Linked DNA regions of Homo sapiens: region 2 is linked to region 1. A link is a loop called in an ENCODE intact Hi-C map of the cell type or tissue named here. Cell type or tissue: IMR-90. All regions are shown on one strand. Links, peaks and the distances in the headings refer to the core of each region. The heading gives the core; the rest is flanking DNA. Region 1 overlaps PRKCE (protein kinase C epsilon). Region 2 overlaps PRKCE (protein kinase C epsilon).

Region 1 (2,813 bases), core at 81-2,580:
CAATGTGATCAAGTGTTCAGAATCCATGGGATTGAGTTGTATGTTTACGTTAGTGTATTATTTCCAAGTTTCCAGTTTCCCCCGGATTAGCACATTTTAATTTCGGCTTTATTAAAGCAGTCAGAACATGAAAGGGGATTTAGCAGAGTGGAGATGTCAACCACGCTTTCTTGCCATCATGAAATGGTTTACTTGGTTCTGGGCAGCCATGCATATGAATCCAACAACATGTCTATAAGACTAAAAGTCAGCCAAGTGGGACAAGAAATGCAATTATGGAGTGAAACCACAGCTATCTAAACACGGTCGGGACCTTCAGGTCCTCAATTTGATTTCATATGACCCTACAGTTATGAAAACCCAACACAGCATAGTATCAACTAAACAGTAAATGCTTTAAATGCTAGGCATTCCTGGAGTGGCTCACATAAGCCCAGTATGGTGTTAGGCATTGTAGAGACATGGTCAGATACAGGAGACATGGCCCTGGGAACTCCATGAGATACCTCTTGTAGGAAGCCATGGTTTTGATGGGGGTGCACTTTGTCCATCAGTGTGCTGGGATAGAAGACTAAAAGCCACTGGTCCAAGAAATGACTCTTTAGTTAGATTTACCAACACATGAAATTATCAGAGAAAAATGCAGTAGAATCACCAAATGTTCATGTTAGAAGGCACCCCAGCAGCTGCCTAATCTGCTGGTTCCCAAACCCCACTCATCAGTAGGAAGTACCTGGGGAATTCAAAAATAAATGCACATTCCCAGGGCCCACCCCAGAATCAGAAGCTCTGATAGAGGGGCCTGGAAATCTGGATGCTTTAAAATGCTACCAAGGGGTTCTAAACGTCCACCAGCTCATCTGGTCCAGCCTCTCAGTGAACAAAGAGTATTTCTGTTCACAGCCTTGCAAAAGTGAACATCCAGCCGAGGCCAGCATCCCCCAGGTTGGAAGGAACTCATTGTAGAACAAGGCAGCACGGGTCCGATGTTGCACAGAGGATTGGAGTTACTAGAGGTTTTTCTTCTAGTGTAATCAAAGGAACCTTGCTGTAACTTCTACCCACTGGGCTTAGTTTGACCCTTTGCAGTGACACAGACCAAATCTCCTTCCAATGTGGAAATCCTTCAAATATTTTAAGAGTTTCTCTTCAGTTTGTCCTTTGTCTGATACTTATTTGCCCATTCATTCAGTTCAGACTGCCAGTCTCCTCTAACACTGGATTTACTGGGGCTGGCTGTTGCACTTCCCTCAGCTGCTTCTCGGAGGTCCTGGCTTCTCCTCGCCCTCCTGTTTGCCCTCAGTCAGCGTTCAGTGTAGTGCACAGTGTCTGACACCACACTGACCGTGTGGTCTGACCAGCAGAACCCAACAGGAGCAGCAGGAGCGGTTGCTTCCTGCATTCCAGGCTCTGTCCTGCTTCAACTGAAGACTGTTCTGAGACTAATCAGGGACCCAAACTGATGCAGACAGAAATCTCCGTGGCAGATCAGGAAGGGAAAATGTCAGTGTGGTTGAATTTACCAGGCATGAGTCACGTCCTGGTAAATGAATACATCTGGGGATGGAAGAGAGACACCGTCCTTCCAGTATTCCAAGTGGAGAAATACTGTTTCACTGGATACCTGAGTAACTGCTGCACAGACCACGCTATGCACGTATCATCAGGTCTGCAAGCTGAACAGATGCTCTCACGTGTCATCTCTTAGAGGTAGGATCAGTCCTGGCTGCTATACTCAAGCAGGAAAGGTAAGAGGGGGCAGCTTTTTTTCCCTCTCTTTGTGTAGTGTGAGCAACCTAAATATTTCCATCTAAGCAGGTTATGGTTCCTTCCCACAATTGAAGGGAAATATTGATGTGCCTGTTTATTGGGGGGTCAGCTTCCTGGCCTGATTTGCTTATCTTTAAAACAGTCACAAGAACTTTGCATATTCTTAGGAAAGAAAAGGGTAAGAAAAGAATCATTGTGTCTTGACAGCTGGTTGTAAAGTGAAGGAGTCAGTAAACAGGTTGGTGGTTTTATATACATGAGATTGAAAAAAGTTGCCTTGATTGTTTTTCCCTGAATCGGCTGGTCATTTTAATATCGATGTGGGCATGTTCTAATCCCCTGGTTAGTCAGCGAGATTTCTTTCTAAGTAGAATTAAGCAAGCAAACAAACAAACAAACAACAACAACCAAAAAAAAAAAAAAAAAAAGAAAAACACGGATAGAAAAAACAGCAGCAACAACAACAATAGCAGCAGGAGGAGCCACAATGAAATGGTTCAAGGATTGACCTACCCCAGGACTGCAGGTTTTATTTACTGCAGTATTCAGTACTTGAGCCTCCTGGAAATCAGAACTCCAGCATGACCTCTGTAGGTTTTGCTTTTTCTGTTGGTACAGGAACTGATAAGGTGACTCTTGAGTTTCTGGAATCAGAGTGGCAGCCACGAGGGCTGCGTAGGTTCTGTGTGAGGCCCAGCTCCAGCATCAGTGGTTGGAGACCAGGGAGACGCTTTGAGTTCTTCTTTACTGAGCTGCACGTGCACTGAGCCTGGACAGATGGGGATCTACAAGGGGTGTTTTGAGCACCAGCTGTTAGCCACCTATGTCCTGCCTGGGACACAGGAAGGTGTAAATGTGGGAAACAGGCAGAGTCTCATGCAGTCCCTACACCAGATCGTGGGGAATCGCCTGAGCTCACAAGAAGAGCATTGGTAGAGGGCAAGGCATTATGTGGGCTTTGGCTGGGTTGGGGAAATTGGATTAGAACAAGAATACTTTCATTTCTATGCTCAAAAATCTTTTTCTTTTTCTTGTTTTGAGAC
Region 2 (2,813 bases), core at 56-2,555, 63 kb after region 1:
CAGGGATCAGGATTTTATCCATGAATATTAAGGATAAGAATGTACTTTCATTATTGTGGGTTAAAAAAAGTAATTGGATGATCATGCAATCAGATAAGCAATTCTGTAGTGATTCCAAGGCTTAATGCCCAGGTACAGCCACAGGCTGTTTATTATTATTTTTTCTATTGGCGGGATCAACCAGGTACCAGGCTATTTATTTTGGCTTCAAACCGAGATGTTGTTTGACACCTCAGGCTTCCAGCTGTCAGTGTAGTGTCTAAAAGTCTTCTCTCTCCAGTTGAGAGGACATCTATTTGATCAAAATAGCATTGTCTGGCTTATCTGTTACATCTTATAAGCATGTTTCCATGAGTTAGAAACAACCACCACCCCAACAACTACAACTGTGTTCTCTATCCCATGAAAGGGCGGGCGTGTGGACACGATGTATATTTTTTTCTCCTCAAACAACACAGTGAAGTGATTCAGAGCATGGAAGTGGGGTCAGGCAGGGTGGACTCTGTTGCTCACTCACCACCTGTGTGTCCTGGGCCAGTCAAGTAACCCCTCAAACTCTTTTTCCTCATCTAGCAGGTAGGGATAATAACAGTCTTACCAGATTCACAGAGCACTTGTGGGATTAAATGAAGTAAGAGATAGAAAAGATTTAACACTGAGCTTGGGATACAAAAGCATTTGGAAGAAGAAAAGTAGTTAATTGTGTTGCTCCTAAATGATTGAATTTTCCTATGCAAAGACTTGGAGAGATTTTCCCTGGAGATTGGCCCAGAATGAAATATTATCTTTGACTCTCGGTTATCAGCACTGCAATGGAGAACTTGAAAAAAATTTACCTTGGGTTCAGAAACAAATTATGCTTTTTTTTTTTTTTTTTTTTTTTTTTTAATGTAGGGGAAGTAGACACACTTTGCTTGTCTTTGTGTTTGGCCTCTGGTGGTCTTTGAGGGACTTGCTTCCTGAGAGTGATGGGAGGTGCCTATGTAGAGAATGTCAGGAAGAGGGTGCCTGCCAGTCATCAACATTTGCCACAATGTTGATCTGGAAAAAACGTCTTTCTCTCAAGTGTATTGTTAAATTTATGAAGGTGCTGGTACCATCTGCCAGAAGAACCAATATTCCCATCTGATTGACCACAGTCATTCTCAAGTCTCCACTATTTGTCCCAAAACAAGCAGGATTTCTTCATAATCTCCCTCGAGGGCCTGCTCTAGGACATGAAGTAATTTTTCTAATCTCTTATCTTCAAGTAACTGGAGGAATTTGCTGTTATTTCTGCAGCACTCAGGCCTGAGCTTTGTGGAATTTGCATGCCAGGGAAGTGAGGGCATTGGAAAACGAGCGAAGAATAAAGGAGCATTACAGGGCTCTTCTGTGGTGAATTTTCAAGTCAAGCATAAAAGAATTGTTTCCTATTCTTTCTGATATGTTAAGGGCCTCACGCGTGCTAACGCTTTGCTAGATGCTGTATGGTTTACAGAAGGAGAGTTTTCTGGCTGTTATTCTTAGGGAATCTACCATCAATATAGAAAAATACAATTTTCCAAATGGGAAATGATAAATTCAGATGAGATAGCTGAGGTGCAGGGTAAAGAAAACAGGATTCCACCAAACATCTACAGTTCAGGTCCCAGTCACCTCCCTAGCCTTGTTTACTCACCCCCACCCCACCTTAAGTTCTTTATCTGCAAACCTATGATGATACCCGCTGCCCAGGGCTGTTGTGGGAAGGAAAGGAATACTGTCTGTGATAGCACACAGTGGCAGCCAGTCCTGAGAAGTTGAAGGGTCTGGAAGCTGTCGCATGAATCCTGTTGATCAACATCTGCACAGCCTCACCCCTACCTGTGAGCCCCACTGTCTTTGCTTTCTTCCCTGGGAACTTTGTGTTTCCGTGCACAGTGTCACTCCCCAGTCCCGGGGAAAGGAATCTTGACTTTCTCACCGGGCTATGCTAAAAGTCTCAGTCAGTCTCATCTCTGTTCCACATCATTTGTCCCTTTCCCCTAAGTTACAGTTGCATATACTTCATATGTTTCATCCCACAGCATCTATCTCAGTGCTTTATACACATAAAAGACCTTAAGTATTTTTCAAAAATAAAAGGAGTTTTAGGGATTTAGTGACTTGCACTGGCAGGGAATGTGTATTTTAAGAAATGAGTGTTAGAGACCCCTGGAGGAGGCAGAATTTCTGGGATATCATGGATCAGGCACTGTGCTAGCACTTTCGCAGAGGTTACATCATTCCATCCTGGCAATCCTATCCCCAGTTAACAGATAAGAAAACTGAGTCTTAAAGATATGTTGGACCAGCCCAACCTTATCCAGCTGGTAAGTGGCAGAGTTGGGATATAGATTCAGAACTGCCTCACTTCTTGTCTGACATCGGGAAGAGAAAATATGGGGACCCACCCAACATCTCAGATCACATGTAGGCACAAACAACTTCTTATACATAAATTACTATACACAGAATTAGATACATGCATAGCCAAACCTGGGAGGCAATTCTTAGAAGCCAAAATATGTGTTTCAAATTATTCTAGACACATTGCTAGAGACATGAACAGTCAGTTTGTTTGCTGGGCACGGTGGCTCATGCCTGTAATCCTAGCACTTCGGGAGGCCAAGGCGGGTGGATCATTTGAGGTCAGGAGTTCGAGACCAGCCTGACCAACATGGTGAAACCCTGTCTCTACTAAAATTACAAAAAAAAAAAAAAAAAGATCTGGACAGTAGTGGTGCATGCCTGTAATCCCAGCAACTCAGGAGGCTGAGGCAGGAGAATCGCTTGATCCTGGGAGGCAGAGG

What was found. Hi-C counts contacts between places; a loop is a spot of excess contacts. Peaks named below come from ENCODE experiments on the same cell type or tissue, not always from the same donor. Only the 100,000 strongest peaks of a DNase experiment are listed, where the experiment ranks them.
Region 2: it touches region 1 in a loop (2.1-fold over the local background); 6 of 110 quality-filtered maps call a loop at or near these places.

Annotation. Positions count from the first base shown.
Region 1 is chr2:46,072,251-46,075,063 of GRCh38, forward strand. All of the region lies in intron 10 of PRKCE (protein kinase C epsilon), which reads left to right. Among named protein-coding and RNA genes, the nearest start is that of EPAS1, 220 kb to the right of the region's middle. In IMR-90, for the core only: no CTCF peak of the experiment used is centred there; DNase peaks (open chromatin) are centred at 371 and 1,491; H3K4me3 peaks cover 559 bases; H3K27ac peaks cover 2,230 bases.
Region 2 is chr2:46,134,887-46,137,699 of GRCh38, forward strand. The region is part of intron 11 of PRKCE (protein kinase C epsilon); the gene reads left to right. Among named protein-coding and RNA genes, the nearest start is that of EPAS1, 160 kb to the right of the region's middle. In IMR-90, for the core only: no CTCF peak of the experiment used is centred there; a DNase peak (open chromatin) is centred at 1,285; H3K27ac peaks cover 217 bases.